2 separate regions of the Homo sapiens genome follow, and region 1 is linked to region 2. Evidence: chromatin loops called from intact Hi-C (ENCODE). Cell type or tissue: endothelial cell of umbilical vein. All regions are shown on one strand. Each heading gives the region's core, and the rest is flanking DNA. Links, peaks and the distances in the headings are about the cores only.

What was found. Hi-C counts contacts between places; a loop is a spot of excess contacts. Peaks named below come from ENCODE experiments on the same cell type or tissue, not always from the same donor. Only the 100,000 strongest peaks of a DNase experiment are listed, where the experiment ranks them.
Region 1: it touches region 2 in a loop (7-fold over the local background); 1 of 110 quality-filtered maps calls a loop at or near these places.

What each region holds. Positions count from the first base shown.
Region 1 is chr6:126,803,030-126,818,762 of GRCh38, forward strand. No RefSeq gene overlaps it. Among named protein-coding and RNA genes, the nearest start is that of RSPO3, 310 kb to the right of the region's middle. In endothelial cell of umbilical vein, for the core only: no CTCF peak of the experiment used is centred there; DNase peaks (open chromatin) are centred at 8,502, 9,172 and 9,852; H3K27ac peaks cover 1,398 bases.
Region 2 is chr6:126,881,058-126,896,790 of GRCh38, forward strand. LOC105377989 (a long non-coding RNA gene) reads right to left here. Exons shown (of 14, transcript XR_002956387.2): 10 at 13,225-13,328; 11 at 7,159-7,281. LOC105377991 (a long non-coding RNA gene) reads left to right here. Exons shown (of 3, transcript XR_942964.3): 3 at 1-44. Among named protein-coding and RNA genes, the nearest start is that of RSPO3, 230 kb to the right of the region's middle. In endothelial cell of umbilical vein, for the core only: no CTCF peak of the experiment used is centred there; a DNase peak (open chromatin) is centred at 8,074; H3K27ac peaks cover 3,113 bases.

The sequences.
Region 1 (15,733 bases), core at 4,410-12,409, 78 kb before region 2:
ACAAGGGTCTGCCAATGTGCATAAATGAGCCACGTTACAGAGCTGGCAAATTGCTTAACGGGACTTAAAATGGTAATGTGGTTCTGTATCCTTGTTCCATACTGCCCTACTTACAAGTATTCCCAACTCATCTAAATGCATAAAACCCACAATCCTGTTTTCACTCAACACCCTGCCAGTAACTGTTGCCTTCCTATCTAAATATGATGGAAATGTGTTATATATTTAAGCTTGTATTATCATTTTCAATATTTCTATATTTCCTGTAGACTTTTCTCTAGTGGGGAAAATATTTTTTTAAAAAGAACTCTTTCGAAACGAATTTTATAGCATGTAGACCAGAGATGGCCAAATAGGTTATATACGCAGAACCACCTCTGGGGATCTCACCTCTGGCAGCCATTATTTTAATCAGGGCACAATTTCCTGCTGAGTCCAGGCTTTACCTCAACCTTCTCAACACAGCTCTCCAGGAAGCAACAACCAATTTGACTATACTGGGAGTGGGGTTGACACATTTACCTTCCTGACCCATCCTTGGCAACAGCTGGGGAAATGAAATGTTCTTGATGGTGATGTTGGCCTAAAGGTTTGGGAGGAAATTGCCCTACTTCTTTACTGAAAGTATAGCCAGATTAACTGCAGAAAGCAAAAATATCATTATAGACATTTTTAGCTTGGCTTTGAAAATGGGCACCATTGCTTCTCTGTAACAGGTACAAAGAACTCAGGTGTGAATGTTTCCAATGAATTGAAGTCTTAGCAAGAAAGTTTCTCGCTCTTTCTCTCTCCCTGTCTAAGTGGGGAAGTATTTAATCCTCTTTGCAAACACAGTCCCAGCTTTCAACCTCACAGGACTGCCTACTGTGTTGAATTACATTCAAAGGTTTATCTGCCATAGACCACTGACCCTAGGGACCGGGCTAAGACTATTCATATTGTCTAGAACTATAGGTCAGATTGAAACCTGCATCTCTGGCAAAAAGCCAACACTTCATTCACCACATCACTCAACTTTTCTCCTCATGTTATGTAATTACAACACAAGTGTCCAGCCTGACATTTCAGTATGAATATTAGTGGGCATAAAAATTCAATCCAGGCATACGACAGACAAAACACTACCAATTTTTACTTTTTAAAATGCAGGGACTGGCATAAAGGAGAGAATAGACCATTACAATTTAGTATACTGACTTAGTAGAGTTAAGTCACTGTAAACCATCAGGAATGGAACACCTGAGCGAGTAAATTTGGAGAGCATGTATGCATATGTGTGCAACTATTATTTGTGTGTGTTAGCAGTGGCTTACAGAGGTTAGTATAGGGGCAGATGGAGGAGGTCCATTCGGTTACAGGGTTTCACATGAATGCCTCATTATTTTGCTACCATATTTTCCTGTAGGTGGCAGCACTAACAAGGCTGGGGTCAGAGAAGAAAGGTTTAGCTTCAGATTCTGAAGAGAAATTTTTAGTAACAAGAGTACAAGAAGAAATTAAAACTTGTGCTTTCCTTTTTAATTAACTATAGATGCTGAAAGTCTTTCAGTAGCCAACATGTTATTCAAATGAACACACACACAGCCATCTCATTTAAAGAAAACAGACCAACACTGGCTAACTTGGCATCATCAGTCGCACTGGAGAGACTTAGAATGTTTCATGTTCTGTGTGTGGGAGAGAACGAACACAGTTTGTTCGGCTTGAAGTATCATTTCTCATAGATAAACATAGAGGAGAAATTTATCCCAGAACTTTTATTTCAGAGAACACTAAAAAAAGTTAGTTATGGCAAAGTTAGTAGCTGGAGTTAGAATCTCAGACCCAGTTTCTGAGGAATCAGCATAATTTCATATGTTATTATTACCTTATTATTCAGTAATTAATAGATTACTAAAATGGTAATGAACATAACAAAATAAAAATTTCAGCCAATAACAAATAAATACCCAGATTTTATAATGAATTTAGTAGATATTTTCAGTTGACATTTTTAAAAAAAGAATACTAAAAGTGTATTGCGAATTTGAGTTTACAAAATTTAATTATTACTAATCATAAAATTATAAATATATGCTCCTAGCTGTGAAATTGATTTAATATTTTACAATCTATTCTCCTGTGCAATCTCTAATTTTAAAAGTCTGTTTTAGGGTTTGTTAGATTTCCTCACATAGACAGTAAGCTCCTGAATAACCACATAAGTTCATCTTGCACAGCAGCAGCGCTATCAGCTTTTGAACACTCACTATGTAAAATTCACTTTATCCTAATCCTCCCAACAAATGGAAGGGATGGTACTGCTTTCTTCATCTTTCACACTGAAAAAGCTAAAGACTAGGAAAGTTAAGCAACTAGTCCAACTGCATATAAAAACTAAGGTGTGAATTCTGGTGTTTAGAGGCAATACTCATTTTACTTACTCTCATTCCCCTGCTTATTGGTAGTTCCCACTGCCAAAGTAAATTACACATAGTAGGTGCTGAACCAAGCTGATGGATTCTATTATTTTAGGATGCCATTACCCTAAATGATTCTGGTTAATTCAGCAGTTGTCCATTATCTATGCTCAAATTAATGATGTAGTTTTCTATTTATAGGGATGGGGGAAGTAACTACTTCCTTGTCAAATTACCAAAGCACTAATAATATTTTTTTTTAATTGAAAAGAGGCCTTCTAAAAGGAAGGTATAAAATCTGCCATCATCTGCATTGAAAGGTTAAAAAAAATTCCTTTGCAAAATTTATACTCGTATTTTTATTATTAAATTGGTATTGCTTTACTTAATTTGGGGGTCTTTTTTTTCATCTTGTAAATGGGAGTTCTGTATTGCTCAGGATTGTTCAGAGGAATTTGCTTTTCATGTTAGCAGACTAATCACTCTCTGTCCTCCATCAAATAAAGAAATTCCTTGGATTTCCACATGTCACTCTTTCTAGAACAACAACAACAATAAAAACCAGACTATATACTACATATGAGCTATGTTGATATGTATTCAATCTGTAAGAATTTTAGTCTGAATACCCTCAAAGAAAAGCATTTTTGTGGTATTTCTTCTGGAAATCCCTCAAGAACAAGCAATGTGGTAATATTTCTCGTTGAAATACTGCATTTTTCTTCCAGTGGTGGCAGAAGGAAAACATAAGAAAATTTGCTTTCCTAAAAGGCATCTTTTCTCTCTCACAGTGTTTCTGAGGGAAAGCAGTGGAACCTGCTGGTGATAATGCCTATGAAGGGGACTTTGCACTCACAAGCGCTTTTGACCCGTGAGTAATTAACGTACCTTACAAATATTCATCTTCCCAACACCTTTATGGGGTAGGTAAGTTATATACTCAAGGTCTAGTATTCACTGCAATTTTGTGACATTGAGAACAGCTACAGAGCTGTCCACTGTTAAATAAGTCCTGCGCCACAGAAGAAAGTTTATTTTTATTGTTCAGCCAGATGGGGAGCTAACCTACTCTATGGCAAGTGCAGTGAACTATGTGAATTGATTTACACCTCAAAACACCCTTGCAAAAATTTATTGTTATCTCCATCTTACACAGGGGTCAAAAAGTTCAATATACTCAAATTCAGATGCTTCTTTGAGAGAAAGCTGTATGTCTCCCTGTATGCCTGTATGTATGTATGGCTCTGAAAATTGTGTGTTTCCATAATATCACACTATCTCTTTGACTGTACATTGTCCTGTATTGAAACCAGAGAGCTTCTCTAACACATCTTGGACATCCTTGTGCTGGTGCTCCTCACTACTGCTTTCTGCTACTTGGCCAGACTAGGGCATCTCTCTCATCTGTTCTGTTAGGCAAGATGATTTAAATTATTCAGAACAAGAGTAGGAAGGCAACTTTATTATTCTGTGCACACTTTTATGAAATGTATCCCATTTTAGGGTTGAAATTCAATGTATCCCACTACAATTCTTTTCATGGATTATGAGTACTTTAAAACAAAGAACAATATCTTAATTGATTCAAACCTGCAAAATTTAACACCATGTCTGGCACATACCGGGTAGTCAGAAGAGATCTGAAAAGCTAACAAAATCAAGTCTTTTTACTATTTGATATCCTGACTTCATTTACTTTTTACCTACACAATGACATTTCCAAGATTATTTAAGGTAGGCAAATTTTGGAATTTTTACAATAATTATAAAGCCACTTTTCAACATAGTCTTTTGTAATATTGGTAAATACTACCAATACTTTGCTATCACTTGTAATATAAAAGAGTAATACACTCTATTTCATGAAAGCATCATGGACCGTAAAGAAAACGAAACAGAAATAAAAGATGAATGATAAAAGTGTCTCAATCCATTGCTATACCATAGATCTTTAATATAATTATGAAATATTTCAGTGATTGATTCTATTGCTGTATCATAGATCTTTAATTATGAAATATTTCAGTGATTATAAAAATGCTGCTGGCTACATTATATTGCTTTTCCTAAACATAGTATAAATTACAGACATATAACTTCTGTTTGAAAATATAAGCGATAGAGGAAAATATGAACTATTTAAGATGGCCTGAAGGCTCTCCATAGCCTCCCATTCCCTCCTTTTTTCAGGCTTATTTCTTACCACGCTCCTCTACTCACTCAACCAGCTCTTTTCCAAACACATTGGCCTCTTATTTGAACAGACCTCAGGACCTCTGCATGTTCTCATGCCTCTTGCTGGAATTCCCCTTTTCCTCATGTCCTGTTTTCCCCATGGCTCCCTCCCTCACTTTGTTCTTCTCTCTGCTCAAATGTTCCCTCTTCCACCACCCAGGTCCACTTCTTCCTCCATTCCTCTGCACATGTGCTCAATCTCTACCCTTTGGGATGCTTTACCTTTTTTTCATTGCATTTATCATCACCTGTCATTATTCTGAATATTTATAAAGGTATCCTTGTCACTTCCTAGTACAATAAAAAGTCTATGAAGGCAGAGACTTTTGTCTATCTTGTTCATCTCCTCATCCCAGTGCCTAGAGCACATGGCAAGCGCTCATGAATGAAATAATAAATGAGTTGTTGCATGACTTCACAGCATAAGGAAGTTATTAAAGGCACATGATATTTCATGATACTCTGTTTTCATAATGATACTTGATTTTTTTTCAAGACATCACAATCCCTATGTCCTAAAAACAGTGCTTTTGAAAATGCATCCTAGTGTATTGTTCCTATGAATATACTTTATCATAAGTAAGTTTTTTATGTGTGTTTGTTTTCTTCATAGATAATATCCACAATGATGTGCTAAGCAGAAGCAAAAAGCTAAGACATTTCTTTGATTTCCTAATTTGCTAAATATTACTACAAATACAATTTGTGGTACTCAGTATTTTGGGGATTAGAGACTCCAACAAGTTACTACCTAAAAGGCTGCATCATAGTAATTCAATGTTATACATTTGCTCAAATGAATACTGTTTTTAGCTTGTCTATTTTATTCCTGGAGCTAGCTAACTGATAATGTGTCTCTATTTTATAGAGTATTGACTCAGAACAAATAGGAAAAAATTGTTTATACAAAGTTATATTATTAGGTGGGTTGCATTAGAAATGTGAATTCCAGCAGTGTTTTCCACCACATTTTTTTCTCCACATTTAATGGAGGAAACAAAAATGCTTCCAAGGCCAATCCCGAAGGTCCTCATAGAAAAAAAAAAAAAAGCGTGGCTAAACTGGTCTCAGGAGGAGGACCAGCAATAGCATTAGTTTTACCGCACTGCCTGTCAGTCTTTTATGAAGAAAAGCTTTCCTCCAAGGGGAAAATCCCTTCCCTGACAGCCACCCCCCACCCCCCTCCAGGACATAAGAAAGGTGTCATATGACATTCAATAAGACTGAGTATTCTATACAAGATTGAAAAATAAATTTCTATTTTAGTTGCTTTTGATCTTTTTTAAAAATCAGAACACTGTGTGGGAATGGAACTTTCTAACAAAGATGTTTGTGTATCTTTATTTTGAATGTCATAAAATAATATAATTTTGGAGTTTTTAATAAGGCTTACTGGAGTCAACCTTCTCACTACAGATGAGTAGTTCAGTGATTTGCAACTTACTATATTTGGAAATAAAGACAATGTTGAGATTCTGTCACTTCTCTTTACTCCACAATTAACAACCAACCCGAACTAAAACGGAAACTTTACGAAGAAGTTATCTGACAAAAATGCTGCTTCTTTCCAATGCTAAAATTCTGAAAACATTTAAATTACCCACAATATGATAAGTAAAGGGACATTTAATGGGTATTTGAGCTTATAATTGGTTAAGGGTTGGACTTGAAAATATATTTATTGGCACTACAAAATAAACTCTCTGTATACCATTTTCCTGATTAAAGTTTTAACACACTTAACTCAGTAGTTATTGAATGATGGGGGGATCAGTGTTTCTCTAATATGAAAGGTGACCACTTTAATTTTTAAGAGATAACATCTTGTTCAGTATATATTCTCCAAAAAATAATCCGTTTATGCAATATTATCTATTTGACAAATTTAGCCTTAAAAAATGCCTCATTTATTCAACTCTGGGATATCATGAAGACAACTAAGGTTTGACACAACAGCCTAATTTCTACATTCTCATTTTCCAAATTTTGATTGACAAGCTGAAGGGCACTGCATGTAAAGGAAAAGTTTTAAAGAAACAGAACCAGTTGCAGTTATGCCCAGGGAAACTATTGCCACTACTCTATAATCAAACCCTGTGCTAAGATTGCTTGAGAAGTTGTGAGGGACTTTAGTGAAAAAGCAGCTGCTAGCCCCATGATCTTTATTTTGTTACTGAGATACATTGTCATATAGAGGACAATATGAATGAATTAGTAAATGTTTATAGATTATAGAATATGCTGGGGAAGGAAGAGAAACTCCTATGTCTTATTTTCCTGATACATCCGCTAACTTTACACAGAGTCCCTGAATCATAGCAGATACAAATGTGCAGCCTTCCTGCAGGGGTCCTCATCCTTATTTTTGCTGTGTAGGCACTGACAATCTAATAACTACCATAACTTCAACGTAGTGACTACAACAAGAGATATTTCAAGACATAAGCAACAAAAATAATATGCTATAAAGTATCTGTGATACATCATATTTGTAATTCAAGAAAACAGTAAATTTCAGTTACAGGACAATAACAACAAAAACGTATTTTTGTTCCCATCATGGATCTCCTGAATTCTATGCACAGATGAAGAGGGTTCTGTGGACCTGATATTTAAAACATCAGATTAGAGAGCAAACAAAAAACTACTTACTATAATCATCAGAGAAATGCAAATCAAAACCACAAGAGATACCACTTCAGCTAGAATGGTTATTATAAAAGAGATAAAAGAAAACAAGTTTTGGCAAGAATGTGGAGAAAAGGGAACCTTTGTACACTGTTGGTGGAATTTTAAATTAGTACAGCCATTATGAAAGTAAATTGGTATATAGAAGAGACCTCTCCTGTCATGTGGATTACAGCACTATTCACTGTAGCCAAGATATGGAGTCAACCTAAGTGTCAAACAATAGATGAATGGATAAAGAAAATGTGATATATCTACACAATGGAATAGTATTTAGCCATAAAAATGAGTGACGTCCTGTCATTTGTGACAACATGGATGAACCTAGGGACATCATGTTAAGTGAAATAAGACAGGCACAGAAACAAATATGCCATGTTCTCACTCCTATGTGGAATCTTAAAGCAAAGAAGTTGACATCAAAGAAGCAGAAGCAGAGAGAGTAGAACAGTGGTTACTAGAGACTGGGGAGGGGTAGGGCAGGAGAAAGATGGGGAGAGTTGGCTTATGAGGACAAAGTTACAGTTAGATAGGAAGAGTAAGTCCTGGTAATCTGTTGCAGAGTATATTGACAATGGTTAACAGTAAAAGATGGTATATTAAAAATAGCTAGAAGGGAGGCTTTGAATATTCTCATCACAAAGAAATCTAAATGCATGAGATGATGGATACACTAACCTCACAACACATGTATGTATGGAAATGTCAAATTGTACCCCAGAAATAGATACAATCATGTGCCCAGTTAAAATAATGAATCATTTTTAAGTTAGACCACTTAAACAAACCAAAAAAAACCCTCTATTTACTACAAAATAAAATTTAAACTTGTCAATATGAGATTTGTTTACTCCTCCCTAAAAGATAGTCTAATTTATATGTAATGTAATAAGGTTTAATTAATCCATAGAATAATGTTTGATAGGAGGAAAAGGGGTCAATGTTTGAACATACATGTGCTTGCTTTACCTTCTTCATGCCTTTAGTCTTTCTGAAAAACATAAAAAGCAGATGCCTGATTAAGGCAGTAAAATATCTTCATGATAAAAAAATGGACAGAGAGCTCCTGGATCAGTATTTGACTCATTTACTTATTTCCTCCGAGTTCAGTAGTTTCATGTTTATATATTCAGGCTTCCTTTGGCCCAGCCGTTTCTTTGCTTTGGCTTTGTTTTACCTAGGCAACTGTCCAGATGATGTTAGCCAAAATCCACTTTGGACATTTTCTGGAGTTTAGAGAGCCATGTGTGAGGCTTGTACTTTATTCATTAAACTTTTATGTTAAGTTATAATTTACACTAAACTTCATTTACAAACAGACGTTTTAACAAAAGAAACTTGATGACTGAGATGTTTAGCCCTCAAATTATTTTTTCTTTGTGTTGTTGTTATTGCTGAGGCTGAAATTAACTTACATGTTCATTGTTTAATTAAAATTTAAAAACACTGAAATACATTAGTGATTAAACTGTGCACCATCGTATGAAGGGATAATATATTTTGGCAAGCATAGATTTTTGCCTCAAAATTAACTGAATTGATAATAATTATAAAGCTATACTAAGTTGAATAAGGCAAAAATGGAGAAAGAAACAGTATTGATACCTATTCGTGATTTCTTATGTATCAGATTTTGTATGTGTTATCTCATTCAATCTTTACAGTAAATGTAAGAGGAAGGCATTATTATAATATTATTACTGGAACCAAGATTAAGTAATTTCCCAAGGTCACCACTAATTGACATATGTGGAATTCATGCCCGGGTATTTCTGTCTCCTTATGAACAACATAACCCTGGATGTGTAGCTAAGAAAAAAAAAAAAACAAAAACCTAGCCATTATGGACACAATTTCCAAGACATCTCATAACAGGTTGATCTCAAGCCAGTAAATATAAACACACCGCAGCCTAGAGTTCACTTTTCCCCCTTCTGATTTTCTCAAGGAGCTAGTTTCTTTTGGGCATCACATTTTTTACACAAAACTGAGTTATCAGTTTTTAAGGCATAAAATTGACACATAAATGAGATGATTCACACGACAGTTGAATCTCCTGTAAAGCTATTTTTAGTTTCATTTTTAGCTTAAGAAATAAGGAATTTCTTTTTCAAGTTACATTTTTTTTTAACCTAAAAAGATTTTTTCCTTAACAGATTCAACAACTTATGGACTTACACTCCCAAATGTCTTCATTTTTTAAAAATTTATTTGTATTATTTTGTTCTTATAGTCAAATAGATAATAATACCATGATTTCTTCTGGGGGGAATAGAGTAGGTGGAGTAGTGGGCAGCCCACAATAGAGAACAATAGTTTGTCTTTGTATAAAGGTAAAAGTGTGAATCTTGTGTCATGTTCATAGTCTCTCTCTCTCTCTCACACACACACACTCTCACTCTCTTTCTCTCTCTCTCCTCTCTCTCTCTCTCTTTCTCTCAGACTGCCATGCACTTGGGGTCATTAAAAGAGCAGCTAACCATTTGACACAGTGTTTGGATTCTCACCCCTACACCACAGACCCTCATTACCAAACTGTTAATCACTGCCAAAAGAGCAAGTCCCCTGGCAGCCCTCAAGCCCCCATCCCCCAAAGCAGATCTTTCCACACTTGGTATCAAATTGCATTGTAGTTACAACACTGGGACTGAGTCCTTTAATTGTACATTAGCAACAAGGAAGTTCTTTTCTAGCTCGGATTTAAGTGTTTCTTCGACTATCTAGTGCATGTTTGTACATCAGTAAGAAGTATAGAGGTTAAAATTTGTTCTCACAAACACCATTCCTCAAACATACACATTATACACAAAGCACCTGAAGCCCAGCTCTGAGTCCAAATTCCATTTCTAAGATGTTCAACCTGCTATTTGGAAGTTTTGTGTATTTTTTATTATATTGGAAATTGCCCCATCTATTATTTGGCTATAAGGTTAGTGACACAACTAGCTACTCAAGAGAAAAATTTGTTTCATCAACAATCATTTTGTTTATTTGATATCAAATAGCTGAACAGGAGGATGTTTTCCACTGATGGTTTCAGTGGGCTTGTTGAAATGAAGTGGAGTGTTGATAGTGTGGAAACTGAGCCAAGAAGTGAGGAGATAGAATTTGATTTAATATAATGACCCACAGGGCTAATTTCAGTGTTTCTGGCATATCTTTGTTTTTTAAAAGCAATTTTCATATTCTAGCACCTAAAGCTTCATTAAAAATACAGTCTTTCTCATGGCAATGTGAAGACTAAAGGCGATTATGTAAATATGCCACTTTGTCCTGTGTTCATTTATTAGATTGGTTAAATGAAGAGTTCCTGCCTTACCCATGTTTAGTTCATTTCCTTTATTTTTATTCCATCATATCAAAGGCATTTCAAGTGACATGTAATTGATTACCTTAAACTAGCTAATGTTTATCAAACCACCTAGAACCTATATTCAGATGTGTGGAGCAATAATAATATGTAAATAAAAATAAAAGTCATGTCTGGTGATGATCAGTGTGTGATTGGTGGTTGTGCATCTGTTGATATTGCAGTCCTCTCGCCAGTGGTGGAATATGGTACTTATCAAAATGCTGTCAGTTGTAAGTGACAGATTCCCAAGTCAGATTAGCTTTGACTGAAAGGGAATATACTGTTTCATGTAACTAGGAAGTCAAAGTAGAATTTGCTGCCTGCAGGCATTGTGGGAACCAGGAGCTCAAATGTGGCCACAAGGGTTTTTTCCCTTTCTCTATCTCCCTGCTCTCCGTGCTTTGCCTGGCTTCACTCTGGGGGCTGGAATCTCCACATAGAAGATGAAAAGGACCCTGGCAGAGCCAGACCTTTATTTTTCTAGGAAGAGCAGTTCTTTCTTCCAGTGACTATGTATTAATCCCTGTAAAGGACTTGGCTTCTCTCTGTTTGAACTATATTCCTTCATTGAAACTATGATTTTGTCTGAAATAATGTAGAACAATAACTGGCCTAGCCTCAATGATATCCTCTCCCCTATGACTGTTGGCAGGTTTCAATGATTATAGCCCAACCAGAACTCTGTCAGCTGCAGGAGAGATGATTTCTCCAAGGCTGTGATACAGTCAGCATAATTGACATACACTCCCCTTCTACCTACCCCACTCCAGTTGCAACAACAGAAAGATTAGCAGTTGAGTTGATATACACTAAGTATAAAGTCTAGAAATTCAGAAATCTATCATTATTTCACTCCCTCTACAAATCTAAATTCTTCAACACAAAGGCATGGTTTGGACCAAGCCAGTTTCCTTAGCATTCCTCAAACTCATCATCCTTATCCTATCCTGTATTTTGCATTTCTCTTTCATCTCCCACTCTCATAGGATTTGCTTTGCTTTCCTTTCATCTATTATTCAAACTACATGTATTTTTCAGAAAACAATTCAAACCTTCGTCTAAGCAAAATTTCTGCATAACTAATTACAAACATGCTTAAATATTTCTTCTCTTATTTCTTATAGCATTGTATTAACCATTTGTTTTATATGGCTTTTATTTCCAACAATATTAAACTTGCTGTCTAAGCTTTACAGTTTTGATTTCCTCAGCATGACAGTATGGCTGCCCATGGGCGCTGGGAGAATATGTCTCTTTGTTTACACCTTGCAAGGGAGACAGAAGGAGAGAGTAAGAGAGAGAGAGAGAGAGAGAGAGAGAGAGAGAGAGAATATGAATCTTCTCTTCAGAGAAGATCTGAGCAAACCTCTCTTCTAGTTGCATTAGCCCAAAGAGTCTAGGCTGACCCAACCAAGCTCCAGTCCCTGGACAGAGGAGAGTAGTATTTGATAGCCATCAATTGATAGATGAATTACCTGAGGCTAAATAAAATCAGTAACAAGATTACTATTATACCAAATATGGAACTAAATCTGCATTAAAGAGTCAAATATAAAGACAAGTTGAATAAATCATACTGGAACTGAAGAATGTAATTGACTGCAATGGAATTCAGTGAGGGATAATTAATATTTAGCCCCTGTTCAATTAGAATTAAATAAATATTATGCAACTGACATGGATTTAGTTGTATTCACAATGATTTTAATACTATCTTAAAGAGTTTATCTGATTAATTCTTGTATTATTAAGCTTAGTATAAATTTTCTAAAGGAAATGCTGTTCTATTTTTTAAAAATGATACCATTAAGTAATCTGAAGAAGATTATAGTAAAAAAAACCCAAAAAACCTCCTTATTCCACTGAGGCAGTTTAACGTAATGAATCATCAGTTTCAAAAATTATAAAGAATTTGATTTAACCATGCTCAAAACATTTTTTTAATATCTTAATTATCAAGAGGTTAAGGGTGTCAGAGGGAACAGTATATGACTTATTGCATATTCATTTCCCATAATACCTGAACATGTATTATGTTCTAGACCATGTAACAGCATAAAACACCTAGAAAGGCAAAGATTTGAAATGTATTCATGGGTCTTGACATAGATGCATTATGTGTAACACCAAGATAAAACACTCTTTCTATTTGCCCTTCCTTGTAGAAGGCCTGTTGGAGCATGAGGGTCACTTACAAAAAGTATTTCCTTTATTTTGTCAGAAAACCTCTTGGGAGATGATTTGTGTGGGCCTGGTTACAATCAAGAACTTTTATTATAGTGAAATTAAAGACAATTAAGCCAGGATAAAGATATTAATCTTGGACAGCAATACTATTATTATATCTCAGTGAGTTTATAACCAATGTTAACACATTGGGAATTAGGTTTTATTCTTTAATTTTCTTTTTCTTTCTTTCTTTCTCTTTCTTTCTTTCCTTCCTTCCTTCCTCTTTCTTTCCTTCCATCCTTCCTTCCTTCCCCTTCTTCCTTCCTTCCTTCTTTCCCCTTCCTTCCTTTTCTTTTTCTTTCTCTTTCTTTCTTTCCTTCCTTCTCTTTCTTTCCTTCCACCCTTCCTTTCTTCCTTCCCCTTCTTCCTTCCTTCTTTCTTTCTCTTTCCTTCCATCCTTCCTTCCTTCTTTCCCCTTTCTTCCTTCCTTCTCTTTCTTTCTCTTTCCTTCCTTCCTTCTTTCTTTCTTTCCTTCCTTCCATCCTTCCTTCCTTCCCCCTCTTCCTTCCTTCTTTCTCCTTCCTTCCTTCCTTCTTTTTCTTTCCTTCCATCCTTCCTTCCTTCTCCTTCGTCCTTCCTTCTTTCCCCTTCCTTCCTTTCCTTTCTTTTTTCTTTTCTTTTCTTTCCTTTCTTTCTTTCTTTCTTTCTTTCTTTCTTTCTTTCTTTCTTTCTCTTTCTTTCTTTCCTTTCTTTCTTTCTTTCTTTCTTTCTTTCTTTCTTTCTTTCTTTCTTTCTTCTCTTCGCTTTCTTTCTTTCTTCTCTTTCTTTCTTTCTCTCTTTTTTTTCCAAGACAGGTTCTCACTCTGTCACCCTGTCTGGAGTGCAATAGCGCAATCGCAGCTCACTATAGCCTCTCACCTCAGCCTCCAGAGTAGCTGGGACTACAAGCATGTGCTACCATGCCCACATAATTTTATTTTATATTTTTAGAGAAGGGGTTTGCTATGCTTCTCAGGCTGATTTCAAATTCCTGGTCTCCAGGAATCATCAAGCCTCGGCCTCGTGAGTATCTGGGATTACAGGATAAGCCGCTGTACCTGGCTATCCTTTAATTTTCAAGTCTCTGCCGCCAAATGTATTTGCCCAGAGACCTGTATATGTATGTGTGTGTGTGCATGCATTTGTGTGTGTCTAGTATTATTCATATCAAGGAGAAACTCCACAAAAAATAACTGCTTAAGTTGATAAAGTTTTAATTCTTATTTTTTTCAGTATTTATGAGGAACCCAACATAAGGCAATCTTTTTCATGATACTATTTTCCAGAAACTTTATTGAACAGTGGCTAATGGATCATTATTATTATTTTAATGTATAGACACTTACTATTTGGTGGAGAAAGCTCAGCTTACTCTCCAAGATTCTTTGGGAATTTTTCCCCCCTGGGCCTCACACTTTCCTGGACACAAAGACTGAAGCTAATTAGAAAGTAGCAGATTAGAACAACATTGAGAGATTGTCCAAGTTGATAGAATTATTTTTCTTCTTATCTGGTAAATGAGAGCAATTCTAAAAGCATACTGAAATAATTTTAATACATAAAAAATTTAAATATACAAAATATTTTTAAGCACTGAGAAATCTCTTTATCCATTTATAAGAATTTAAGATCATCAGATTTTCAAATGTAAAACATGTTTAGACAAGAGTAGATGTTACTAATAGGTAAGAGAAACTTACATGATGATTAATATCTATGTTCTAAATCATGCCTCAAACATGGTTTTATCCTAAATTTCTAACTTAAGAAAAGGATTAGAGTCAGAAGAGTACGATCTATTCTACATTCATTCACCATGACATCCGACCAATACTTTTCTATGCCATACTATGACACACATTTTCCAAAAGAAGCAAGGATGTGAAATTTAATACATAAGTATCAACCCAGTATTTTGGTCTCATATTAGATACATAGTTAAGAAACTTGAAATGTTTATCTGAATTAGGCAACTAAGGACATCATTGTCTTTTCCTGTGTACTATGCAAAAAGTGAAATAATAGCATAGTGTTACATATGAGATAATCCAACTCTCAGTAAAAAGTCTGGGAGTTTGAATGTTGAATATTACATAAACAATACACTCCATATATATGGATTAAAATGCTAAATTATTTGAAATTTATTTGGAAAATTACAGCTCAACTCATGTTATCTCTAAAGATGACATCAACTAGCTTCAGAATAAATAAAATAAAAGATATTGAGTTAAAGTTTAAATTTTTAAGATAAGCTGTATTTATATTTGTATATAAATTACAAAATATAGAAATGTTTGCTCATTTTACAGAACTTGCCTTTGATTTTATTTTAAAATATTTGTGGCAGATTTAAGTGACTTAAGATTTGGGGTATTAAAACGACAAACATCCAGCATTCTATTCCTTTTATAATGACAGAGGAAATAGAAGTTATTTGCTAACTTTAATTCTTGAATACCTGCAGTCACATTTTTAAGTAATCGCTAACTTCGATACATTGGCACATATATATTTTGCTCTCAAAGATTCGAAATAATTTATGATACCCCTGTAATCCCAGCACTGTGGGAGGCCGAGGCAGGTGGACCATGAGGTCAGGAGTTCGAGACCAGCCTGCCCAACATAGTGAAATCCCGTCTCTACTAAAAATCTAAAAAAATAGCCAGGTGTAGTGGTGGGAGCCTGTAATTCCAGCTACTCAGGAGACTGAGGCAGAAGAATCGCTGGAACCTGGGAGGCAGAAGTTTCAGTGAGCTGAAATCGTGCCATTGCACTCCAGCCTGGGCAACAAGAGTGAAACTCCATCTCTAATAATAATAATAATAACAATAATAATAATAATAATTTA
Region 2 (15,733 bases), core at 4,840-12,839:
CTTCAGCCATAGAAAGCCAAAAAATTAGGCACTGGTGACCTGTCCAAAAGAAAAAAAAAAAAAAAGGAACAGGAAGTGGAGAAATACCACCTCATAAATTTCACCCAACCACATTTAACAGCCACCTGGAGTTCACACCAACTCACTTGGATCTCCTATGACGAATATGCCTCTATCACAATGTTGAGGCCACTGAGTTTCTCATGTACTAAAATTTGGCTTAATGTGGTTACTCTTTCTCTCTGGGAGTTTTAAGAACAACTTCATGGTCATAATATTCTCTTTAATAAATATGATTCATCTGAATGTTAGATTCCCGTTTAACTACCACAATCTTCAGAAGAAAAGTTATAGCTCTTACTGACTTCAGAAGCTGCTCTGGATGACTTTATAATTTATCATCCAAATGGAAGACGTTTGAGAGCGAAAGGATACACTAAAATAATTAAATGTATACAATTTTTGGAAAATGTTTATTGCTTAAAAATATTGTTTATTGTATGAAATTTTGTATATTTATATTCATGTGTCTGTAAAAACAATTCTATTCAAAAATTACTTTAAAAATTCTTTAAAGATACAAATATATTTGTATACTTTAAAACAGGTTGAAATATTGATTATATAAACTATTAGAAAGTTACATAAGCAGAAAGAATATTACCTGCACATATTTATGTGCTTTAATCTGCTCCTTAGCTGAATCTGTCTCTAATGTGTTTTTTAAAAAATATTTTTAAATTATTTTTATTTTTCCTATAAAATTGTCTGAAATATTTGAAATTTGAAAATTAAAATTCTTCATTTAAAAATTTGAAGTCACTGATATCCTTACTCACTAGACACATCTTTGTAAAAGAACCAAAAAAATAAAATATCTGTAAATGTCCCAAGGGAACTGCTTATCTCCAAATAAATTCTGCTAAATGTGATATTATCTCAATTTCAATTTATTTTAAGCTGAAATGCATAAATGTTTCAGCCCAAATATTTTCATGGGCACTGCCTCTTTTGCCTCCATGTAGCACAGCTTCTTCCAACAAATTTTTTTTAAGACAACACTTGTCAAAAAAGTTGTATCTATTTATAATATTTTTGAAAACTTCACCAAATTAAAGCGCTGAAACATTGTAGGCTTTGTCAATTTTCTTTCAGTCTGATACAAAATACCATTTATCCAATTAAAATTAGGAAATCAACAAATTCTTTCCACAAGTCAGATGTTCCAAAGCTGTTATGTAATTTCAAAACTAAATGTTAGAGCCTCTTGTGAGCTCATTCTGCAGTTCGTTCAGCTTCCCCTTGCTTTTGTAGAGATAAATGTTTTCCTGCCTGCAAGATATTGTCTTCAATATTTTCAGTTTGCAGAAAGCTTCAACCAGAAGTTGCTGTTTTTTCTTGCCACACCATTTTTAAATGCGTTGTTTAAAAATTTTTCAGCCGATTTTGCATACAGTGCAACCAAAAGTTAGATAACTCATTTATCAAAATATGAATATTATTGTAGGACATTAAGGTTGATTTAGAAAGTAGTTATTCAAATGATCAAACATTCCTAAAATCTTACTGATGAGAGGCTGCAGAAAAAGCATACCGTTATGCTGGAGATTTTTAAATTCAATATTAGCTTTATCACAAAAGTTTAATTATTCCAATTGTGTAGATATAAAAATATTTATGGATTTTGACATCTTTAGCTTCTATTTCAATTAGTAGATTTTTTTAATTAAACTTAAGTTCTGGGATACATGTGCAGAACGTGCAGGTTTGTTACATAGATATACATGTGCCATGGTGATTTGCTGCACCCATTAACCCGTCATGTACATTAGGTATTTCTCCTATGCTATCCCTCCCCTTCCCCACAACCCCCCGACTGGCCCCAGTATGTGATGTTCCCCTCCCTCTGTCTATGTGTTCTCTTTGTTCAACTCCCACTTTTAAGTGAGAACATGGGGTGTTTGGTTTTCTGTTCCGGTGTTAGTTTTCTGAGAATGATGGTTTCCAGCTTCATCCATGTCCCTGAAAAGGACATTAACTCATTATTTTTTATGGCTGCATAGTATTCCATGGTATATATGTGTCACATTTTCTTTATCCAGTCCATCATTGATGGGCATTTGGATTGGTTCCAAGTCTTTGCTCTTGTGAATAGTGCTGCAATAAACATACGTGTGCATGTATCTTTATAGAATGATTTTTAATCCTTTGGGTATATACCCAGCAATGGGATTGCTGGGTCAAATGATATTTCTAGTTCTAGATCCTTGAGGAATCACCACACTGTTTTCCACATTGGTTGAACTAATTTACACTCCCTCCAACAGTGTAAAAGCATTCCTATTTCTCCAAATCTCCAGCATCTGTTGTTTCCTGACTTTTTAATGATCACCATTTTAACTGGTGTAAGAAGGTATCTCATTGTGGTTTTGATTTGCATTTCTCTAACGACCAGTGATGATGAGCTTTTTTACATATGCTTGTTGGCCACATAAATGTCTTCTTTTGAGAAGTGTCTGTTCATATCCTTTACCCACTTTTTGATGGGATTCTTTGTTTTTTTCTTGTAAATTTGTTTAAGTTCCTTATAGATTCTGGATATTAGCCCTTTGTCAGATGGCTAGATTGCAAAAATTTTCTCCCATTCTGTAGGTTGCCTATTCACTCTGATGATAGTTTCTTTGGTTGTGCAGAAGCTCTTTAGTTTAATTAGATCCCATTTGTCAATCTTGGCTTTGTTGCCCTTGCTTTTGGCGTTTTAGCCATGAAGTCTTTGCCCATGCCTATGTCCTGAATGGTATTGCCTAGGTTTTCTTCTAGGGGTTTTATAGTTTTAGGTCTTACGTTTAAATCTTTAGTCCATCTTGAGTTAATTTTTGTATAAGGTGTAAGGAAGGGGTCCAGTTTCAGTTTTCTGCAAATGGCTAGACCGTTTTCTCAATACCGTTTATTAAATAAGGAATCCTTTCCCCATTGCTTGTTTTTGTCAGATTTGCCAAAGATCAGATGGTTGTAGATGTGTGGTGTTATTTCTGAGGCCTCTGTTTTGTTCCATTAGTCTATATATCTGTGTTGGTATCAGTAGCCTTGCAGTTCGAAGTCAGGTAGCGTGATGCCTCCAGTTTTGTTCTTTTTGCTTAGGATTGTCTTGGCTATACGGGCTCTTTTTTTGGTAGAATGTTACAGCTTGTTTGGATAAAATTACAAATTATGAGGATACTACATCCAACTCCAAATACATTTCTCCTCCATAGATTCCTTAATTTAGTAAGAACATTACTGTTACCAGGATGATCTGTTCCATCAAAATTTATATCTGTATTATCATCACAAAAACAGATACTTTAATTTCAGGGTTGTACTTTTAATGTTGACAATGATCTCAAGATATTTCACCTTTGAGAATGAATTCCAAAAGCTTTACTTTGATTACAGAAACCACATGGGGAAAAAAACGTATATTGGAATTAATGATTTTCAATTTGAAGCATCTGCTAATACAAAATGGACATCCTTTGAGCTTGAGAAGTTCTGCTACTAATGGAGCCACATTTTCTGCTATTGCTTCCTGCTTCATGCATACACAAAAACTTGAAAGTGAAAATGAGCAAAATTAACTTAAACTAACAACCAATTGATAGAAATAAAAACTCATGCTTTAAAGAGTGATATATAGGCACACCTTCTGTGGTCACATATGTAAAATTCTCCTTTTGAGCATAGTCTTCCCAAAATAATAACTTTGAAGGCTGATGCTTCTGACTTCCCAGAAGATTTTTTGTCTGCTAGTTGTCAGCTGGTGTGTGAAATCATTATGGCTTTTATGATGTATGAAGATCCTACTTTTAATTTTTTTTTTTTTTTTTGAGACAGAGTTTTGCTCTTGTTGCCCAGGCTGGAGTGCAATGGCGCGATCTCCACTCACCGCAACATCCGCCTCCCAGGTTCAAGCAATTCTCCTGCTTCGGCCTCCCAAGTAGCTGGGACCACAGGCATGCACCACCACGCCCAGTCAATTTTGTATTTTTAGTAGAGACAGGGTTTCTCCATGTTGGTCAGGCTGGTCTTGAACTCCCGACCTCAGGTAATCCGCCCGCCTCAGCCTCCCAAAGTGCTGGGATTACAGGTGTGAGCCACTGCGCCTGGCTTTACTTTTAATTTTTAAATTAAACATGCACTTTCATTTTTTAGGTCATTGTTGCATGTATTGCAAAATTCAGAAAGTATTGCCAAATAATGTGATAGATAAATCACTACACACTTAAAATTGGTAGATGACAAAATCACTGTAACAAGAGCATTCAAACTACTTTGCTATACATTTTAAGACTGGACTGTTCAGTCTCTATCTTTTACACATATGTGATGATGTTTATCTAGCTATAATACTCTACGTTTCCTAGTGACTCTTCTAGGATCCTGGTGGTTTTGTGTAGCTTGCAGGCCCCACAGGCTGCAACAAAACTGGCTGTTACACTAAGGGGAGCAGCATCTAATACTTCTTCCATGATCTCCAAGACAAAAGGAATTTGTTGCTCATAACTGAGTGCCTTGTCCATTCTTGAATCTGGAAAGTTCTTTAAAAAATTAAAGGGAGAGAGATAGGCTACTGCTGATTATCTTTCCATGTATATATGTCTCATACCTACTACCAGGAAGAAAATGACAGAAGCTGGAAATAAAGTAGAGGTCTACCAAACTTATTCTGACTTATTTTTGTACAACTATTAATAATAATACTTGAATAAAAATTAAGAGACTTGGATATATACCAGCTGAACAGGATGCAAGGACAATAATGTAAACTAAGACTGTCCCACGCAAACTGGGATGGGTGATCACCCTTCATAGAAGCAAGCTTCTAATGGTATCAGATATTTAAGGACTATTTGCTAAGGGCCAGGCCTTATGGTATTTTGATGATAAAACAGTAATGAAAATAGAATCCCTATTTCTTTCAGTAGGCCCAGTTTGCAGAGTTCACCTTTGTAAAGAGTACAGTTTTCAAAGACCATTCTCACCATCAACTCTTTTGTTTCAAGAAGCACACTGTCCCCTCTAACACCACTGGCTTCAAGAACTTTCCCAACAATCATCCCAAAGGCAGCCAGCATAGCAGAGCATAATGTGCAGCATCTGTATTTATACTGCTTTGAGTATAGTACCCACTCCCAGCACTGACAGGATGGGCCATTGCTATAACCAGGCTTTCTCACTCAGCCTCTTCTCTTGGTGCAATTCAGCAGCTTCAAGAGCAGCCAAAGCCACAAGAATGTCAGGGTGATTATTGGCCAATGTCAAACTTACTTTAGAGCAGAGGCCCCTTAAGTTCAGGAGACAGATTTACCTTTCTTATAGGCTTAATAGAATTAAGCAAATCAGCACTTCCTGCTAAAGGCGGGCTGCACAACCACCATGCTACCAGTATCATTAAGGAACCACATGTGTTTAAAATAAAATTGTTTCGAACAGTGGGTCTCAAATACCTGCTATTCTGGCATACTTTTTGACTTTTAGATTGCTGTCAAGCTGTGATGACTTTAACCTTATTCTTTGAAACATTCTCCTTTCCCCTTTCTTTCTCTATTCATTTCTCAAATTAAATTTCTTCTAATGAAAAGAGAAATAGAATATACTCAAAATATACTTGAGGGTCAAGTTGGTGTCATTTTTTTCCTTTTCTTATAAGACATTTGCACTCCATTTCAACCAGTGGTCCCATTATTCCTCCTGTTTCCAAACAAGGAACACTGGCCTCCTCACTTTTCTCAGATCATGTCAGTTGCCAGTCTCTAGGCTTTGTCATATTTTTCTAAGATCTGACTCTTAAATTTCCTGCTTGCTCATCATTCCCATGCTATCTGTCCAGTCTGAGCCTTAATAACCTCTTCTCTGTGAGAATGAACCCAAATTTTCACCTTTACCACCCTGGTGTTACAAGCAGGAAAAGCCAGAATGGCTTGGTTTCTACCCCCACTCTGTTATCTAGTAGGTAAACTTTGATTATTTAACCTTTCTCTGCCTTAGTTTCTATCTGTAAACTGGGATGAATAATAGTACTTGTTCCATAGCAATGCTGTGAGGATTAAATGAGTTATATGTAAAGTACTTAGCTCTGAGGTACTTGGCTGTTATTTCACCCCTTATATCTCCAATCTGAGGTTCTGCAGGGGAACAAGTAGGGTAGGGACACCATCCACCAACAGTGAATGTAGGAAAGCTTTGGAAAGTGCTTAAGGCAACTTTCTTATCTTAACAAGGCCAAGATTGCTTGATATAGAATCAGAGTAGTGTTACAAGAAGGAATATGGAGTTCCTCAAATAGAAGAGAGGGTGGTCTTCAGAAGGAAATCAGTCCTCAGGGTTTGGAAATATATGTTTGATTTCAGATACTTCAAAAAGAACTGGACCTCAATCCAGAATGCAAACCTTGCACAAAAATCAGAACTTTTTCTCCATAATTTATTCAAGTAATTTAATTTAGCACACTGATCACTGTTCTTTTCTGAACATCATAAATGTTCAAAAAATTTTCTAAAAAGCTGTTACCAAATACACATCTATCAAGTTTTTTTTTCTTTTAATGGGTCACACATTTATAACAAATTTGATACTTTATACTTATTTTGTGAAACACACAGAGCCAAGTCTCGGTATATAATTATAATTAATACACTGACTTTTTTTTCTCACACATTTAATGGCCAGAACAGTTGATTGATTAATTCATTGATTGGTGTTATTAAATCAGAAAAAATTCTTTAGAAAAGTTGCATGACTTTTCAAACTAAATTCTCTAGTAGTAAATTTAGGATAATTATACCAGGTCTAATGTTAAACTCACAGAAAGATAATGTAGGCAAAAGTGCCTTGTATCATGTCTAAACGTGCAACATTATTAAATCACATAGCTGTGGTTTCAGTTTTGATGTGTTTGTGTGTACACAATTAAGGGAACTACTTCATGGAAATTCAAACTACAGTTGCTAGCTAATTGCTCTACACCAACCCTCCAAGTTATACTCTGTTGTCATCTTCCCAGCCCCCACACTAATGAGTAATAATAATTGCTACCAATTATTAAGCTTCTATGGATTTTTTGACATTCAATTAGGTGTTTTATACATAATATCTCTAGACTCATACCTTTGGACCTACCTTAGACACACATGGCACTTCTGGAGCACATAGTTAGGCTCTCTCTGTTCTCAGGTTTAGTTTGTCTTCATTAGTAACTCCTTTTGCTTCTCCATTATTCACAGCAAAGGTGTCTCAAGGGTCCTGACAGAGGATAGGCAGAAACACATCCCTGAAGAAACTTCAATCATTTTTTTACTCCATGTTACCAATGACCAAGCACAAATTCAAGCTATTGAGATGAGAGGCTGAGGACTGATAATCCTGTGTTCCCAGTCAAACTCAGCCCTACTATGGTTGTTCTTGAGCCTGCAGCCTCATCACCCAGACCTTCAGTGTGATCGTTTTATGGGCATCCCTCAGCTGGGTATTCCTCCAGGGAGCCCTCTCCATGCCTACCCACTTGACCTTCCACTTGACCTCCAACTGAACCAGTGCCTTGGTTCATTCATGCTCTCATCTGCCTTCCTTTCTGGGCTCTGGTCCTTCACCAGTAGTCATCATACCCCCTTCCTCATGTTGTATCTTCTACATCCTTATGGCACCCTGAGATGAATCATAGCATTTTTATCTCCCATCTGTTTCTTCTGCCAGGTAATTGGAAAGGGAAACTAGAGCTTTGAGAATAAAAGAGACCAGGGAAGGCACCAGGGTGGGTTTCTGTTTTGGTTTGCTGCATATTTTGGTATTTATTGTTTTCCTTTGCATATTTGTTCATCTATTCCTCTTGTCTTAAAAAAAAAAAAAAAAGGTGTTTCATCTCCTGCCACCAGAACTCACTAGTTCCTCATAGAAGATCCATATCTCCTTGAAATCATAACGTTTGGATCTTATTGAATAATAAGAAAACTATTTCCTTCCTAAATGTGAGCTACATTAAAATCCCTCTTCAATTAACTTCCATTACTGGGGAGGATCACTATTCCGGAACTGAATCATTTCTTCCTGTTTGTTTGCCCTTTTATTATATGGAAAATGAGAGAGTTCTGTTATAGAAAAATGTGTCTCTAATCCTCACATCAACATTCCAAATAAGGCACTGGGTCTTAACATATGAAGATCTGCTAAATTTATTCAAATTTTATACTAAATCATTGGCAGAAGTAGAAAGTTTGATGCAACGTTTATTAAACCAAGCTTTTGGACAGGAAATGGCATCAAAATATATTCAGAAGGAAATTTTAAAATATCTGAAATTCTGACAATATGCAGAGTACTACTAATACTGTTACTATTACAAGTAACTAACATCATAACTATCATGTGATATAAGCCTCCTCAAAGAGATATGTTGACCTCATTCGCCTAGAGTGATAAAGGAAATTCCTCTCACTCTCCTGATCCTGCCCAATCCTTTACTCTCTCATGGCCCACTACCCTATTGTTCTCTTATCTGTGCTTCATGAACTGGTCTGTCCTCCCTATTATCAGAAACCAATTTACAAAGAACAGTTCTCGTGAATGTCACCCTGCTAGGTAATCAAAGAGAATTATTACTACAGAAAATCATTAAGAAATGATGTTTAAAACTACAGAGAGCTAATTAGTTATATTTCTAAAAACAGAAAAGCTGACCCTGGGAATTTCATTGAGCTAACTTGGCCTGTCAGTGGTGGGGCTAGAGAAAGAAGTTGGAGTCCTTACTGATTATAATCTTTACCACGGTTCTTATACAAATGTCTAAACTTGGAGATAATCAAATGTTTATTGTTTTTGGTTTGCATCTGTCAAGATATTCTTTTATCTTTGGGGTCTAAACAAAAACAAAGTTACCAAAGTCATTTTAAGTGATTTTACTTCTTACTAAACATAAATTCTTCAGTGATTTTAAATGAAGTTAAATACTACAGATACGAGATCAGGCTATAAGACCGTTCTTGGCACTCGCTATGGATAATTGCACCCTATATTTTATTCATCAGTGTGGCTTTTATTAGGGAACATCACCATTCTGGGATGACACAGTTATGTTTAACTTTGCTTTATTTTTGAGCTACTGTCTGGTGATTCTGCTGCTGCCTGATGGAAAGGTCAGGGCCCTGCAAAAGCAGCTGGCACCTTGCCAGGTGGGCTCCTGGAGTAGCAGAACCTGGCCTGGCAGCAGCATGTCTTGACCCCAGCCCTGCAATGCAATGCCATGATTTCATATGATCCAAGATGTCCCCCAAATCAGGAGGAGTGTCTTTTGGTATGCATGACTATCACAAACATTTTAATGTGTATTTAACAACAGCCTATAACAGCAACAAAGATTCATGGAAAAGCCAAGTCAGTCTGATCCAGTAGTCTTTATTTCTTATTTAAATAGAAGTTCCTATCCATTTTGAAATCACTGCCCAGATTTTTTTTATCTTGAATATATATTATATTCTGGCTAGGCACAAAGTGTCTTTAAACATTTTATGGAACGTTTTGCCTAACTCCAGTAGAGTAAAGTAGAAGACAGCCAGTAGAGGTATTTTTTTCAATGCAGAAGTTTAATGAGTAGGTTCAAAGTATTCTGGAAGATATTGTTCGAAATCTTGTACTTAACTTCTGAATTTAAAGATCCTGAAGATAGGGCCGGACGTGTTGTCTTACATCTGTAATGTAATCCCAGCACTTTGGGAGGCCGAAGTGGGCAGATCACGAGGTCAGGAGATCAAGACCATCCTGTCTAACACAGTGAAACCCCATCTCTACCAAAAATACAAAAAATTAGCCAGCCGTGGGCACCTGTAGTCCCAGCTACTTAGGAGGCTAAGGCAGGAGGATGGCCTGAACCCAGGGAGGCAGAGCTTGCAGTGAGCCGAGATATCGCCACTGCACTCCAGCCTGGGCGACAGAGCGAGACTCCATCTCAAAAAAAAAAAAAAGATCCTGAAGATAAACAGAGATTGCTGATGAGAGTGAGGAGGTCTGAACATGGAGATCCAGGGCTACTTATCCTAAAGTGAGAGAAGCCAAATTCAAAAGGCAGGTAAATTAGTTATTCCTCTGTAGGAGGAGGGGAAAACTCTTAACAGAGAAAGGAGTGTTTAGAAACAAGCAGGATGAATGTTTTGGCAAAAGAATGAATGCTGATTTTTATTATGTGAAGGAACTTGTGAAAACACAATCAGTTTCAGAAAAGAACATGGAAGAGAAAATTAAGTTCATATGGAAGAAATTGAAAATAAAATTAGCTGAGTCATAGGTTGTGAAAGAGATTATCTACCTGCTCCTGATTCTCCTGCATTCACCACCCTAACAACGTATCTGTGAAAAATCTTTAAACATGCCAAATTTCAAAAGCACTCTAATTTAAACCTACTGATCAATCTTTTTAATTTTTGGATATTATAATCTGTAACTCCTGCAACATGGGCATCCATTAGCTGACTCAAGCTTAGACCTCAGAAACACAGCAAACTGGTGATGTGGTTAGGCTGTGTCCCCACCCAAATCTCATCTTGAATTGCAGTTCCCATAATCCCCATGTGTCATGGTAGAGACCCAGGGAGAGGTAGTTGAATCATGGGGTGGTTACCCCCATGCTATTCTCTGATAGTGAGTGATTTCTCATGAGATCTGATGGTTTTATAAGGGGCTTTTCTCCCTTTTGCTCGGAACTTCTCCTTTCTGCCATCATGTGAAGAAGAATGTGTTTGCTTCCCCTTCCACTATGATTATTAGTTTCCTGAGACATTCATGAGACATGTGGAACCGTGAGTCAATTAAACTTCTTTTCTTTAAAAATTACCCAGTCTCAGGTAGTTCTTTATAGCAACATTAGAACAGACTAACACAGTAAATTGGTACAAGGAGTGGGACACTACGATGATACCCAAAAATGTGGAATCAACTTTGGAACTGGGTAACAGGCAGAGGTTGGAACAGGTTGGAGGGCTCAAAAGAGGACAGGAAAATGTGGGAAAGTTTGGAACTTCCTAGAGACTTGGAGGGCTCAGAAGACAGGAAGATGTGGGAAAGTTTGGAACTTCCTAGAGACTTGTTGAATGGCTTTGACCAGAATGCTGGTAGTGATATTGACAATGAAGTCCAGGCTGAGGTGGTCTCAGACAGAGATGGGAAACTTTTTGGGAACTGAAGTAAAGGTCACTCTTCATATGCAAAGAGACTGGCAGCATTTGTCCCTGTCCCAGAGATCTGTGGAACTTTGAACTTAAGAGAGATGATTTAGTGTAAGTGGTAGAAAAAAATTCTAAGAGACAAAGTGTTCAAGAGGAAGCAGAGCATAAAAGTTTGGAAAATTTGCAGGCTGGCAATGCAATAGAAAAAGAAAATCCCATTTTCTGGGGGAAAAATTCAAGCTGGCTGTAGAAATTTGCATAAGTAATGAGAAGCCAAATATTAATCACCAAGACAATGGGGAATATGTCTCCAGGGCATGTCAGAGACCTTCCCAGCAGTCCCTCCCATCACTGGCCCTGAGGCCCAGAAGGGAAAAATGGCTTCAGAGGCCAGGCCCAGGGCCCCCTTTCTCTGTGCAGCCTCAGGACATGGTGCCCTGTATCCCAGCTGCTTCAGCTCCAGCTGTGGCTAAAAGGGACCAAGGTAGAGCTCAGGCCATTGCTTCAGAGGGTGTAAGCCCCAACCTTGGCAGCATCCACATGGTGTTGGGCCTGCAGGTGTGCAGAAGTCAAGAATTAAGGTTTGGGAACCTTTGCCTAGATTTCAGGAGATGTATCGAAATGCCTGGATGTCCAGCAGAAGTTTGCTGCAGGAGCAGAGCCCTCATGGAGAATCTCTGCTAGGGCAGTGTGGAAGGGAAATGTGAGGTTGGAGCCTCCACGCAGAGTCCCCATGGGCGCACTGCCTAGTGGAGCTGTGAGAAGAGGGCCACCGTCCGCCAGACCCCAGAATGGTAAATTTACCAACAGCTTATGCTGTGCACCTGGAAAAGCCACAGACACTCAATGCCAGCCCGTGAAAGCAGCCAGGAAGGGGACTGTACCTTGCAAAGCCACAGGGGCAGAGGTGCCCAAGGCTGTGGGAGCCCACCTCTTGCATCAGCATGACCTGGATGGGAGACATGGAGTGAAAGGAGATCTTTTTGGAACTTTTAAGGTTTAATGACTGCCCTATTGGATTTCGGACTTGCATGGGGCCTGGAGCCAATTCTTTTGGCCAATTTATCCCAATGGGCCATATTTGGAATGGGCATATTTACCCAATAGGTTTATTTACCCAGTGCCTTTGCCCCCATTGTATCCAGGAAGTAACTAACTTGCTTTTGATTTTATAGGCTCATAGGTGGAAGGGGCTTGCCTTTTCTCAGATAAGACTTTGGACTTGGACTTTTGAGTTAACGCTGGAATGAGTTAAGACTTTGGGGGACTATGGGAAGGGTGTAATTGTTTTGAAATGTGAGGGCATGAGATTTAGGAAGGACTACAGGTGGAATGATGTGGTTTAACTGTGTCCCCACCAAAATCTCATCTCGAATTGTAGTTCCTATAATCCCCACGTGTCACGGGAGGGACTCAGTGGGAGATAATTGAATCATGCGGGAGGTTACCCTCATGCTGTTCTTGTGATAATGAGTGATTTCTCATGAGATCTAATGGTTTCATAAGAGACTTTTCCCCTTTTTGCTTGGCACTTCTCCTTCCTGCTATTATGTGAAGAAGGATGTGTTTGGTTCCCCTTCTGCCATGATTGTAAGTTTCCTGAGGCCTCCTAAGCCATGTGGAACTGTGAGTTAAATAAACTTCTTTTCTTTAGAGATTACCAGTCTTAGGCAGTTTTTTAATAGCAGCATGAAAGTGGACAAATACACCTGGCTAGGCAGATGAAGAGTAAGATCAAGCATCCACTCTATTTCCTGGAATATCAGAGACTCAGGTGCTGGACCACTGGCCAGAAAGCCTGGAAGCTACTCTTCTCTTATGAGATGTCCATGGTGATTTATTTCTTCCTCACCCACACATCTATCCAAATGCTTTTAAACCTTCATACACTGACTTTATTATAACTTGAACTTCTACTCATCTTATATTGACCCGACTAAATTATCTCTCATTCACAAAGTGTTGTCTTTCATCAACTGCCTGACGAATGATGATTTTTGAGAATTACCAATAGTCTGGGAATTCTGCTGCTTACCTGGGAGAAAGGGGTCTCTGTCTAAGAAGCAGTGAACAATATTTGGATGGATCTGGAATTAGTATCACGCCCTTGCTAGGAAGAAGCAAATCTGTGGCTCTTTCCTGCAATCCCCCAAAAAAAAAAAAAGTTTTTTTAAGAAAATAGTTTCATTGATATGCAATTTATATACCACAATGTTCACCTATTTAAAATGTACAATTTAGTCAATGGTTTTAATATATCTACAGAGTTTTACAGAGGAAGGAATTCAAAGGCTTCAGGAAGAGTGGAGTTGTCATTTAAGACCTACTCACCCACACCAGGGGGTTCAGACAACATACTTTCCCCCAATACTTTGTGAAATGCATTTGTGAAGGGAGTCCTGGTATCCCTAGAGAGCTTGGTGATAGTGATTGTGCTTCCCTGTAGGCCAAACTTTAGAGAGTGAGAACCATATCCAGCCACTCAACTGGAAAATCTAAATGCAACAGGAGTAATTGGATCCTGGGGTGCCCAAGTGGCAGCACTCAACCACCAAGGACAAGGCGACCATAGTTACTCTAGTGCTCAGTAGAGTCACATCAGCAATCAGAAGACTGACGCACAGACCTATAGCACTGGCTAATTGAACAGTGTTCCTGGAAGTGAAACAGATAGGAAGCCTACTAAATTTTTACTTGGTCTGTATAAGCAGAAAAATTCTGGGTCAAGTGAACAAAAGTCTAACTTGAATAATAAAGACAGAGTTACTGACCTCAAGTTCTGGATTTGAGCCAGGTTGCAGACCCAGAATCCCTTGAATAAAGGGGAGGATAGGTCCACTCAAGAAAGGACCCTGGTATACTACCAAAATTGTTTATTGTTAGTCTTTCTCCCAGCCTTCCCCAAAGAGACCCATGGCCTTTTACCAAGTAACTATGCATTGAGAAAAAGGAAATAATCGGACCTTTCAGGGATTTTTGGTCACTGGCTCTAAACTTATACTGATTTCAGGAGACCCAAAACATTACAATGGCTCTCCAGTCAGAATAGGGCCTTATAAAGATCAGGTGATTATAATAGAGTTTTAGCTTAGGTCCATCTTAAATTAAAGTGCATCCCTGAGTGGTCACTAAGTGGGTCCCTGAACCCATCCTGTGATCATTTCCCCAGCTACCAACTGCATAATTGGAATAGACTTACTTAGCAGTTAGCAAAATCCCAAAATTCATTCCTTGATCTGTAAGATGATGCCTACTATTGTGGGAAAGGCCAAGAGGAAGCCATTAGAACTATCTGTACCTAGGAAAACAGTAAATCAAATGCAATACTGTACTCCTGGAGGGATTTCAGTGGTTGCTGCCGTCACCAAGGACTTGAAAAATGCAGGGGTGTGGATTCCCATCACATCCCCATTCAATTCTCCTATTTGTCACTGTTCAAAAGACAGATGGATCTTGGAGAATGACAGTGGATTATCATAAACTTAACCAAGTGGTGGCTCCAAATGCATCAGCTGTACCAGATATGGATTTATTGCTTGAGTAAATTAACACATAACCTGCTACCTGATATGTAGCTATTGATTTGGCAAATGCGTTTTTCTCCATCTCTGTTCACAAAACCTACTAGAAGTAATTTACTTTCAGCTGGAAAGGCAAGAAGCACTTCACTGTCCTACTTCGGGGGTCTATACAGCCCTCCAGCTCTATGGCATAATTAAGTTCACAAGGATCTTGATCATCTTTCCCTTCCATAAGATACCACACTGGTCCATTACATTGATGACATTATGTTAATCGGACCTAATGAGCTAGATGTAGCAGCTTCTCTACACTAACTGATAAGACATTTGCATGTCAGAGAATGGTAAATAAATTTAGAATCCTTCTACCTCGGTGAAATTTCTAGGGCCCCAGTTATGTGGAACATATTGAGATATTCCTTCTAAGATAAAATATAAATTGTTGCATCTGGTCCCTCTTACAACCAAGAATGAGGCACAACATCTACTGGGCCTATTGGGATTTTGAAGAAATCATATTTCTCAATTGGGTGTGTGACTTCAACCCATTTACTGAGTGACCTGAAAAGCTTTTAGTTTTGATTGGTGCTCAGAAAAAGAGAAAAGCTCTGCAACAAGTCCAGTCTGCTGTACATGTTGCTCTGCTACTTGAGCCATACAGTCCAGCAGATCCAGTGGTATTTGAAGTGTTAGTAGCAGATAAGTATGCAGTTTGGAGCCTCTGACAGGCTCTTTTAGGTGACCTGCAGCACAGGCCTTTAGAATTTTGTAGCAAGGTCCTACCATCATCCCCAAATAACTACTCTCATTTTGAGAGACAGCTCTTGGCCTGATAATGGACCTTGGTAGTAACTGAATTCCTGACCATGAGCCACCAAGTTACCATATGATCTGAGCTGCCCAACATGAGCCGGGTATTATCTGACCCACCAAGCCATAAAGCTGGGCATGTACAGCAACAGTCTATGTCAAATGGAAGAGGTATATATGTGATGGAGCCTGAATAGGCCCTGAAAGCACAAG